Regions from separate parts of the Homo sapiens genome. Here regions 1 and 3 are each linked to region 2. Evidence: chromatin contacts called from ENCODE Hi-C or POLR2A ChIA-PET data. All regions are on one chromosome and are shown on one strand. Each heading gives the region's core, a stretch centred on a gene start or an enhancer-like site at or near the end of the contact. The rest is flanking DNA. Distances are from core to core; before and after follow the strand shown.

Region 1 (3,906 bases), core at 1,164-3,663, 140 kb before region 2:
ATCATGCCACTGTGCTCCAGCCTGGGCGACAGAGCGAGACTCCATCTCAAAAAAAAAAAAAAAGACTGACAACATCACATGTGAACAAGGATACGTATGGACCAAGTAGAACCCTCATACATCACTGGCAAAATATAAAATGGTACAACCATCTTGAGGAACTGTTTGGCAGTTTCTTATAACATTAAGACTGAGCGTTGTGGCTCATGCCTATAATCCTTGCAGTTTGGGAGGCTGCAGCAGGAGGACTGCTTGAGCCTAGGAGTTTGAGACCAGCCTGCAACATGGGGAGACCCCATCTCTACAAAAAAATTAAAAATTAGCCAGACATAGTGGTGTGCACCTGTAGTCCCAGCTACTCGAGAGGCTGAGGTGGGAAGATCTCTTGAGCCACAGAGTTCAAGGCTGCAGTGAGCTGTGATTATGCCATTGCATTCCAGCCTGAGTGACAGAGCAAGACCCTGTCTCAGAAAAACCAAATCAAAACCAAAACAAAAACATTAAGCACACATCTACTCCATGACCTAGCAATTCCATTCCTAGGTATTTAGGTACCCAAGATAAATAAAAACATATGTCTTCAAAAAGATTTGGAAATAACCCATACGTTTATCAGCAGGATAGATGGATAAACTGTGGTATATATGAACAATTTATAAAAAGCAATGAACCACTGATATACACAGCAACATGATAAGTCTCAAATACATGTTCTTTCACTGTAGGTAAAAGAATCCAGGCACAAAAATTTAAAAAATGTATGCTTTGATTTCCATGACGTTCTGGAAAAGCAAAACTAATCTATCATGATAAAAATCAGTAGTTGCCTGGGGCAAAGAGCATAGGGCAAAAGCAACTGGAAAGGGGCATGAGGGAACTTTCTGGAGTGACGGAATCATACTATACCTTATCTTGGATAGTGGCTATGAAGTAGTAGGCAGGACAGGATTCCAGAGGCAGGGCTTGGATACCAAACCAAATTGATGACTAGCTAAAACAGGTATGGGGCAGAAGCGGCTTTCTGTAAGACACACCCACCAGTGTGCTATGTCAGTTTACCATTGGTATGACAACACCTGAGAGTTACCGCCCCTTCCCAGAGCAATGACCTGACGATCCAGAAGTTATTACCCTTTTCCTAGAAATTTCTGCATAAACTGCCCCTTAATCTGCATGTAATTAAAAGTAGATATAAATATGACTGCAGAACTGCCCTGAGCTGCTACTCTCAGCACAATGCCTATGCGGTAACCCTGCTCTGCAGGAGCAGTCAAGGAGCTGTTAACACTGCCGCTTCAATAAAGCTGTTTTCTTCTACCACCAGCTAGCTCTTGAATTACTTCCTGAGCAAAGCCAAGACCCTCCAGGGCTAAGCCCCAACTGGGGGCTTGGCTGTGCCCTGTATCAGTTATATGGATGTATTCAATTGTGAAAACTCATTAAATTGAACACTTAAGGCCCCTGTGATAATGAACCTACCTCCTGCCATAAAAGTCAAATGCTATGGGAACCAAAAAGCAGTACTTAATGAATGCTGTTTGATACATGATGAATAGATGAATACATGAAGACTGAGAAAATATTGAAGTGTGGAGTATAATTATCATTAAAATGCTCTCCATCATTCTTCTACCACTATATTGGTGTGAGTCCACACAAATCTCTTCAATTTATTGACCAATCACAATTAAGATGATATCCTTGTCTCTCTGAAATCCTGCTCTATTTATAACTCAACTCTTTCTTGAATATTTCCAATGAATGTCCATATAACAAGCTTTCCAGCTGAAGTAACAAAAGAAATAAAGAAAAGAAAAAGGTGGCAAAGAAGAAACTAAATGTGAGAGAAGATATGAAAAAGACTCCTTGTGTTCAAGTACAATCTAGTCAATTTAGTTCCAAAGGAAGAAAAACATGAAGTCACTAAATATGCTCCTAGTTGAAGGTCAGGGAAACCACTCAGAAAGGCCAACAGTTTGCTTCTCCACTTCTCGAGGTTCACTCAGTTCTATTGTGTTCTCATAGGCAGTAAAAACCAAAAGAAAATCATCCAAAGCAACAAACATGCAGTTGCCCCAAACTGCTTTAGCAATAAATAGAATTTCATGCTGAGTGGCAGACTGTTTAGCTCACATTCCTGTAACGTCCCCTACATCTATTTCACGCAGCAACTTCGCTAGCAGTCACCAGCCACAGCCTGAACACTGTAGTAACAGGGCACATTATACATCAAAATCCCTTAGATACATTTTAACCCAGCATCTATGGTAGAAAACAACCAAGAGTTTCTTGTTATCCACAAGGCAAGCCAAAGTTAAGTGCAGGAAAGGCTGAGGGAATACCATGTGCTTCCTTTCTGACTGGAAAACAAGGCTTCCAGGCAACACAGCAGGGTTTCTGTGCACTCTGACAGGGATGTGCGTTGTAAGCTGCATTGCTATGGAAACAACACTTCTACAACTAGAGGACAAGTCAACCTGAAATAAAGGAAATAGCAGGAATTGCAAAATAGGTCTTGTGGAATGAGTAAGGAGCATCTCACGTCTCTGCTTGAACTATGGCATGATTAAGCTGAAATAAAATGTCATTCCAATCATATAACAGACATTTACAGTCTGTTTTTGGGGTCAGCTACTTGCTGAACACAAGCTATGAAACCAAAACCACCCTGCTTTTAAGATGAAAACTGACAAAATATGCAAAACTAAAAGGATAAGAACTAAATTTCCACAGATCAAAGTTTTAAAAAATGGTGATCATTAATAAAAGCTATTCATTTACTCCTTAATCAAATACTATAAATTATTTGCCACGTACCAGGCTGGACACATACAAAAAAGACAAAATCTACGCCTTCAAGCTCACAGCGTAGTGATGGAGACTAAGGTGTAAAACTGACGATGAGGGAGTATGGGATAGTTAGTGCTACAATAAAGGCTATTAAACAAATGCAGTTGCAAAGGGGTAGTAGTTAGAGTTTAGTGCAAGACACAGACACTGACTGGCCGACAAAAAAGGAATTTATTTAAAAGATATTGGGGTAAAAACAAAGATACTGGTCTTTCCAAGTGTCCACAGAATATACAAGACAGACCACATCCTGGCCCATAAAATTAATATCAACAAATTTAAAAGAGTTGAAATCACAAAGAATGTGTTCACCAGCAACATGATCAAACTAGAAAGCAACAACAGAAAGACAACAGAAAACTCTCTGAAAACTTGGAAATGGAACAATACACTTCTAAATAATGCATGGGTCAAAAAGAAAGTCTCAAGGGAATTAAAAAAATAATGAACGGAATAAAATCATACATGTATCAAAAATTGTTGAATATAGCTAAAGCAGTGTGAGGGAAATGTGTAGTAAGAAATACATACAGTGTAAAGAGGAAAAGTCTCAAATCAATAATCTAAGCTCCAACTTCAAGAATCTAGTAAAAAAAAAGAGCAATATATAGGCAAACCAAGCAGAAGCAAGGAAATAATTATAGAAGTAAATGAAATTGAAAACATAAAGGGAAAGATCAATGAAACAGAGCTGGTTCTTTGAACAGATCAATAAAATCGACAAACGTCTAGCAAGACTGACCAAAAAAAAAAGAGAGAGAGAGAGAAGGCACAAATTACCAATATCGGAGGTAATGAAATGGGATATCACTACAAGTATCAAAAGGATAAGAGAATATTATGCAGAATTCTACCCAAATAAATTTGGCAACATAGACTAATTCCTCAAAAAAGACAAACCACAAGACACTCAATATGAAAGAGCCCTGTAACTATTAAGGAAACAATTTGTCATTTAAAAACTCCCAAAAAGGAAATCTCTAGATTAGTGATTACCAGAGGTTAAGGAGGGGGTGAGGGCAGGAGGAAAGTGTATGTAGCTATAGAGAACATGAG
Region 2 (3,738 bases), core at 275-2,774:
TAGGAGGGGGAGGTTGCAGTGAGCCGAGATCGCGCCATTGTACTCCAGCCTGGGCAACAAGAGCTAAACTCCGTCTCAAAAATAAATAAATAAGGAAACAAAAACAGATTAATCTGGTCCCAGTAGTGTCTCCAGATTGCACGAACATTTCATTTTTCACACAGGGTCACCAGAATACCATCAATTTTTTGGTATCACTGTCAAAAGTGATCCTAGCACCTTCTGAAATAACGTGAGCTGCCAGATTCTCATTTCAGGAATGACCACAAGCGAACATCTGCATCTGACCCCAACCTGCCTGATGACCTTACCCGCTACTTCACAATCCCGTCCAGGAAAATCCCTGGGCACATAACACTGCAAGTCCCAGGTGTCCGCTGAAGGGCGCCTGGCAGTCACTGCCCAGGGGATGAGAAATCACAGGTGCCTTGTTTGGAACTAGAGTCTGGAATCTCGTCCTCCTTCCCTCTGCTCTGGTCCCTCATTGTTTATGAAGACCTCAGTCCCCTCTGCTGGGAGCCCCACCTCCCCTTTCAGGGCCACGGGCCCCAGTCTTCTTGCCTTTCAAGGACCACACAAATAACTGTGCCTCCCCTCAAAGCTTTTCTCCTCCTTCCCAGGTGAAGTCCTCTCTCCTCCCTCCAGCTTTCAGGGCACGGAGCGTTCTTTCTGGCATTGGAATTCTGAGCAACCCTCCTAGCAGGCCCAGCTCAAGCCGCAGCGGGGAGGAAGAGTTCAAAGGAAGCTATGCCAAAGATCTCGAAGGCTTAGTGGGAGACCCAGCAACAGGTGGCACCAGGTCTGGGAAAGAGACTCCTAGAAAGCGGAGCGGGTCTCGGAGGGGGTGGATTTGGCCCGAGGTGCCCGCGATCAGCGAACGAGCGCCCGCACGGAGGAGCCGGGCTGCAGCTCCCGGGCAAGGGGAGCGCGAGCTCTGACTCCTCAGCCGGGCCGGGCCGGGCCGCTCCGAGGCCCCTCGAAGGAGGCCGGGCGCCGTGGGGCAACCCAGGCAGGGCGCGGACCACCGCCTCCCGGGCTCGTGGGGTGCAGCTCTGAACCTGAGGCGCTCGGAAGCTCAAGGCCAAGACCCGCTCGGGTGGTGGCCGAGCGCCCTCCAGCCCCGGGTCCACCTGCGGCCGCTCCCTGCACCTCACGCCCAGCGGGGCTCCGGGGACCTGCCTCAGGGACCGGCGAGGAAGTGACGGGTAAAGGGGTCCGGGAGAGCAAAGGGACCCCCCTCCGGGAGGACAGCGCCCACCCAGCAGGTCAGCGGCACACCGGGGACGCCGCCCGGACTCGGGGCGCCCATAACCCGGCCCACCCGCCGCTGCTGTCGCTTCCCTAGAGCTCCATCCGGTCGCCATTCACCACTGAGTTAAGGGACCAGCTACCGAAGGGCAGCAGCGGCCAGCCACCAGCCCCCTCGCCGCCTCAGCGTCACTCCACCCGAGACCCTCTTCCTCCAATCCCAACGGCGCTGCCAAGTGACCGTTCCCTCCTCCAATGAGAAGGCGCTCCAGCCGGCGGGGGCAGAGCCAGAGTTGTTCCCGCCCCTGAGGTTGCGCAGGGCTAGCACAGACCCACCCCCTCGGACGCGCGCTATCCTGGAGAAGCGGCCCCTGCCCGCGAACTGCGCGCTCTGCTCTGCCCTTCTCTGCAGCGCCCCCTGTAGGAAAGAAGGGAATTGCATGCGGCCCCCCCGCCCCCGGCCAGAGCTGTGGATTTACCAGGGATCTGGCAAAGCAGTGATCAGAACAGATTTGTAACGTTGTAGTATCTAGGTCTGGACCCCAATATTTACGAAGTCTTCATGAGTAGAATACGAACATTCTCAGGCCGGGTGCGGTGGCTCACGCCTGTACTCCCAGCACTCTGGGGGGAGGCCGAGGCGGGCGGATCACTTGAGGTCAGGAGTTTGAGACCATCCTGGCCAACATGGTGACACCCCGTCTCTTCCAAAAATACAAAAATTAGCCGGGCGTGGTGGTGCGCGCCTGTATCCTAGCTAGTCGGGAGGCTGAGGCAGGAGAATCGCTTGAATCCGGGAGGAGGAGGTTGCAGTGAGCCGAGATCGGGCCCCTGCACTCCAGCCTGGGCGACAGAGTGAGACTCTGTCTCAAAAAACAAAAAAAAAAAAAAAAAAAGAGAGAAAACAAAAAACAAGCAAAAAAAAATTCTCTATTTAAACCGGATAGTAAAAAGCCTATTTTTTTTTTTGAGACGGAGTCTTGCTCTGTCGCCCAGGCTGGAGTGCAGTGGTGCGATCTCGGCTCACTGTAAGCTCCGCCTCCCGGGTTCACGCCGTTCTCCTGCCTCAGCCTCCCAAGTAGCTGGGACTACTGGCGCCTGCCACCAGGCCCGGTTAATTTTTTGTATTTTTTTTTTTTTTTTTTTTTTTAGTAGAGACGGGCTTTCACCATGTTAGCCAGGATGGTCTCGATCTCCTGACCTTGTGATCCGCCCGCCTCGGCCTCCCAAAGTGCTGGGATTACAGGCGTGAGCCACCGCGCCCGGCCTTGTAAAAAACCTATTAAAAGGCTGGTGTGGGACCGGAATGGGAGGGAGGTTGGCCTGTGGATATATAGTCTCTGTACAGTGCAAAGTAGTTGTTTTTTGTTGTTGTTTTGAGACAGGGTCTAGCTCTGTCGCCCAGGCTGGAGTGCAGTGGCACGATCTTGGCTCACTGCAGCCTCTGCCTCAAGCAATTCTCATTCCTCAGCGTCCTGAGTAGCTGGGATTACAGGCATGCACCACCATGACCAGCTAATTCTCTAATTCTCTCTCTCACTGTCTCTCTCTCTCATGTGTGTGTGTGTGTGTGTGTGTGTGTGTGTCTAAGAATGGGGTCTCGGCTGGGCGCAGTGGCTCATACCTGTAATCCCAGCACTTTGGGAGGCCGAAGCTGGTGTATCACTTGAGGTCAGGAGTTCGAGACTAGCCTGGCCTACGTGGTGAAATCTCCTCTCTACTAAAAATACAAAAATTAGCTGGGCGTAGTGGTGCGCGCCTGTAGTCCCAGCTACTCAGGAGGCTGAGGCAGGAGAATCGCTTGAACCTGGGAGGTGGAGGTTGCAGTTGGCCAAGGTGGCACCATTGCACTCCAGCCTGGGCAACAGAGCAAAACTCTGTCTGATAAAAGAAAAGAAAAGAAAAGAAATTAAAAAAAGAATGGGGTCTCACTGTGTTACCCCAAGCTGATCTCGAACTTGTGCCTGAAACAATCCTCCCTGCCTGAGCTTCTCAAAGTGCTGAGATTACAAGCATGAGCCACCTTGCCCAGCTGCTACCGAGTTTTAAATACAATAAAAATTTAAAGACCTTCTATTCAATACAACAAAACTGGATCACACTTTTGACTCACCTCCCTTCAGAGATCCCGTTAAAATGTAGGCAGAGAAATTGTGAAAAGGAATAAGCAAGGTCAGGTGTGGTGGCTCAAGCCTGCAATCGCAGCACTTTAGGAGGCCAGGGCAGGAGGATCACTGGAGCCCAGGAGTTCGAGACTAGCCTGGGCAATATAGCAAGATCCCATCTCTACAAAAAATAGAAAAATTAGCCAGACGTGGTGGCATATGCCTGCAATCCCAGTTACTCAGGATGCTAAGGTAGGATGATTGCTTGAGCCTGGGAGGCGGAGACTGCAGTGAGCAGAGATGGTGCTCCTTAACTCCAGCCTGGGCAAGAGAGGGAAACCCTGTCTCAAAAAAAATTTTTTTTTAAGTAAACTGGGTAATTTAT
Region 3 (3,661 bases), core at 36-2,535, 210 kb before region 2:
CCCAAGTAGCTGGGATTACAAGTGTGCACCACTATGCCTGGCTAATTCTTATATTTTTAGTAGGATGGGGTTTTGCCAGGTTGGCTAGGCTGGTCTCGAAATCCTGACCTCAAGTGATCTGCCCGCCTCGGCCTCCGAAAGTGCCAAGATTACAGGTGTGAACCACCATGCCTGGCCACCATTTCTTTCTTGATTTTTTGTTTAATCACCAGTAAGACAAATATGACAAGGAAAGGACCCTTTTTACAACTGAATACGTAGGTTATGAACATTCTCTTTGTATTCCACAGCGAAGAGAAAGAGGTGCAAGTGATGGCCTGGGGTGCTGTCTGAGGGCCTGGCCTATCACACAGGCTATAGCCAAGGGTAAAGCCCCACCCCAGGCCATAATGACACAGACAAAAAAAAATTCACAATAATGCAACATCTAGGCATTCCATTGGCTCAGTTTTTGACGGATCTGAACTAGTTTGGTTTCTCAGAAGGACAAATGATTCAGATAAGGCCAAGGCTGCTACCACAGGCCAGATCCAACCACTAGGCAACTTACAGTTCACTGGAGCTGTAATTCAGCAAATTCAGCTTGGCAGATGTGACTGGCCCCTGAGAGTACTCCTCACATGCCCCGCCTTCCCTCCACCCGCAGTGGCCTTCCCAGTGACAGGCCCTGCCCCACACTGGAACAGAGACTTACTGACAAACCAAAGTGCTCACATTTTTAGTTCCATCATGAAAAGCTCCTGCTTGCTTACAGTGGGCAGTTTGTCTCCAATAAATCATTTGATTTCAGGGTTCTGAGGATTTTCCAAGGCATAAAACCTACTCCTTCTTACCCCTCTTTCCCTCGATTATGGATGGCCAGTTCTTCACCAATCCCCTCTTCCTCCTTGAAGCTCTCCCAGTCCAGTTTGGACTTCTCAAGGGTGCTCATTTTCTGCTTCTTGGCACCAATTTTCCCCAAAAGGCTGCTCATGCCACTTGATCTTTTTAACCTAAGGAAAGAAAATATGAAAGATGTAGCAGGTAAAAACTCTGATCTCTATATTAACAGTTTTTCTGATGCAAATGGGAATCCCCTAGATTGGGGCCATTTATCTTAGTGGAAGCCATGTTCATATTTGGGGCATTTCCTTCCTGGTGTGGAGAGCACTGTAAGTAAACTGGAATTCTAATGTGCTTTTCCTGCTTAACACCACTGTCTGCTCTCCTGAGCTACGAACAGGAAATCCTGCCTTCTTCAGACCTCTGTGGGCTCTGTGTGGCAGGTCTCTGCTTGCAAGGAGGGGAGGAGCAGCGCTTCAGGCAGGGCTTTGGAGTCACATGCCAAGGTCCAACTTCCAGCTTAACTGTGTGACTCTAGGCCAGTTATTTACTGCATGTTCCTTGGTTTCCTAATCTACAAAGCAAATGCTTACTCACAGGCTGTGGTGTATCTTACACGTAAAGGGCTAAAACAGCACTTGGCACAGCGTCAAGGTGCAATAAGCATGAGCCACTCTGAGTCACTGTCATCGTTTAAGCTTAAAGCCCCAGGGGGTTCTTTTAAGAGAAAGAGAACCAGTTCCCAACACTGATGAGTGAAAAGTCACAGTACTGTAAGAGGGTTCTAAAATCAGTTTCCTTTTAACTCCTGTGAGTTGGGCCCTGTTTTTTCCAGGAGGTGGAGAACATTCCTCACTCCGAAAGCTCACACGGGGAATGTACAGCCTGTGCTCCACTTGCTGGTGATGCTATCATGGACAGTGGGAGAAACCCCAGATGCCCAAATTCAAGTCTTGGCAGGTCAAATGTTTCCAGTCATTGTTAAACATATGAAATAAAATAAGAAAAGCAAAATGCAGTTAAGATGGTATGAGGAAAGGTTTGGTCTCTTTATGAAATGAAACGAAATCATCTACCAGCATGTAGGAACTTGGAAGTTATTTTCCGCCTCACGGGGATATGCAAGAAAGTTAAACATTTAAAAACTATGAGCTAATGTCACATGGTCTACTGATAATAATACCTTTACTTGTCTAGAATGTTTGTTCTCCAAGTGCTTTTGTAGCCATGATCTCATCTAACTCTCACTAAGGCCTGTGACACAGGACCCAGTCTCAGAGTTGGAAGGGATCATCTTTGAAATAACCTAGTATCACCCTAACCCATTCTGAAACCCCACGTCCCTGCCGCAAAGCAGCGTGAACGACTACTCACCCCCTCTGCCTGGTGTGAGCCAACAGGCCAACGTCCACACTGAACACCAGACTGCTGGGACTGAACAATGACCCTGAACATTCTCATTCTATTAACTTTAGTAGAGAGGATGTCAACTTCCCTGTTTGGGTCACACCCCAGTACATGCTGAGCTTAAGATCAACTCAGAATGGGCTGGGCAAGCTTCATCATCCTTGTATTAAGTTGGACAAATAAACAAAGTTCAGAGAGGTTAAATGATAAAACAAGGGTCAAAACAATAGACAATGCAGATCCGGGACAAAGGAAGATCTCTCCCAACTCTCAGGGTGGTGCACTGTGCTATCTCGCCTCCAGATGAGAAGTGACTTGAGAGATTTTCTCATTAGTTACTTTACTTCCCAGTTTGCTTAAGAGAACTCCAAATAGCTCTTTATGAGCTTTCAATTCATATCTTCTAAGCACTGTTTTCCAGACAACTCAACCCCTACAATGTCATATGTGCGCGTGATCACACACACACACACACACACACACGCACACACACACACTTTCTTTTTCACCATTTTACCAGGAACGGAGCATGAGTGGGGATATGGAAACTTACTGTGTCTCAAATCTTTTTCCTTCTCATCTTCCTTACTGCTACTGCCCGAATTCTCATTCTTATATCACCTGGATAATTGAACAGCCTCTTTACTGGTCTCCCTGACCTGTTTTTCCCCATCCTCACTCAGTGGCCCTATCCTGGTATCTAGTGACATGCTGTAATTAGACTGAATTTTCCAAAACACAAAGCTTAGCATGTCTTTCTGCTTAAATGTCTCTTCACTGACCCCTTTTTATTTTTATTTATTTTTATTTTTTGAGACGGAGTTTCTCTCTTGTTGCCCAGGCTGGAGTGCAGATGCGTGATCTCGGCTCACTGCAACCTCCGCCTCCCGGGTTCAAGCGATTCTCCTGTCTCAGCCTCCCAAGTAGCTGGGATTACAGGCGCCTGCCACCACACCTGGCTAATTTTTTGTATTTTTAGTAGAGACGGGGTTTTGCCATGTTGGGCAGGCTGGTCTCAAACTCCTGACCTCGGGTGATCTGCCCACCTCGGCCCCCCAAAGTGCTGGGATTACAGGTGTGAGCCACTGCGCCCAGGCCCACTGACCCCTTTTTAAAACATAATAATTAAAATAAATTTTTATGTATTTACTTTTTTAGAGACAGGTTCTCACTCTGTTACCCAGGCTAGAGTACACCAGTGAAACCACAGCTTACTACAGCCTCAACCTCCCTGGGTCAAGTGATCCTCCCACCTCAGTCTCCTGAGGTGCAGAGACTACAGGTGTGTGCCACCACGTTCAACTATCTTTTTTATGTTTTGTAGAGACAGGGTCTTGCTATGTTGCCCAAGGCTGGTATCAAACTCTTGGACTCAAGCAATCCTCCTGCCTTGGCCTCCCGAAGTACTGGGATTATAGGCACAAGCCACCAT

What was found. Hi-C counts contacts between places; a loop is a spot of excess contacts on that map. ChIA-PET counts read pairs that join two places held with the same protein, here RNA polymerase II (POLR2A). Pooled maps may share reads with other maps.
Region 1: a loop to region 2 is called in a map with no recorded cell type, with 5 times the contacts of the local background. The contact joins two enhancer-like sites. A Hi-C loop is called at or near these places in 1 of 37 single-sample maps with no recorded cell type and 6 of 50 pooled maps. POLR2A ChIA-PET finds 5 or more read pairs at or near these places in 2 of 52 experiments (GM12878 and HCT116).
Region 3: a pooled map shows a loop between it and region 2 (5-fold over the local background). The contact joins two enhancer-like sites. A Hi-C loop is called at or near these places in 6 of 50 pooled maps. POLR2A ChIA-PET finds 5 or more read pairs at or near these places in 5 of 52 experiments (BJ, HCT116, PC-9 and 1 more).

Annotation. Positions count from the first base shown.
Region 1 is chr16:75,375,743-75,379,648 of GRCh38, forward strand. All of the region lies in intron 5 of CFDP1 (craniofacial development protein 1), which reads right to left. Among named protein-coding and RNA genes, the nearest start is that of CFDP1, 56 kb to the right of the region's middle. RefSeq lists an enhancer at 865-1,362. Within about 2 kb of position 2,414, at least 7 of the 41 ENCODE cell types and tissues checked have a DNase peak (open chromatin) inside an H3K27ac peak, as active enhancers do.
Region 2 is chr16:75,515,892-75,519,629 of GRCh38, forward strand. No RefSeq gene overlaps it. Among named protein-coding and RNA genes, the nearest start is that of CHST5, 18 kb to the right of the region's middle. RefSeq lists a silencer at 893-1,332. Within about 2 kb of position 1,525, at least 33 of the 41 ENCODE cell types and tissues checked have a DNase peak (open chromatin) inside an H3K27ac peak, as active enhancers do; they include HCT116, where a contact is called at or near this core.
Region 3 is chr16:75,304,191-75,307,851 of GRCh38, forward strand. CFDP1 (craniofacial development protein 1) reads right to left here. Exons shown (of 7, transcript NM_006324.3): 6 at 834-992. Among named protein-coding and RNA genes, the nearest start is that of BCAR1, 54 kb to the left of the region's middle. RefSeq lists enhancers at 962-2,161, 3,448-3,661. Within about 2 kb of position 1,286, at least 34 of the 41 ENCODE cell types and tissues checked have a DNase peak (open chromatin) inside an H3K27ac peak, as active enhancers do; they include HCT116, where a contact is called at or near this core.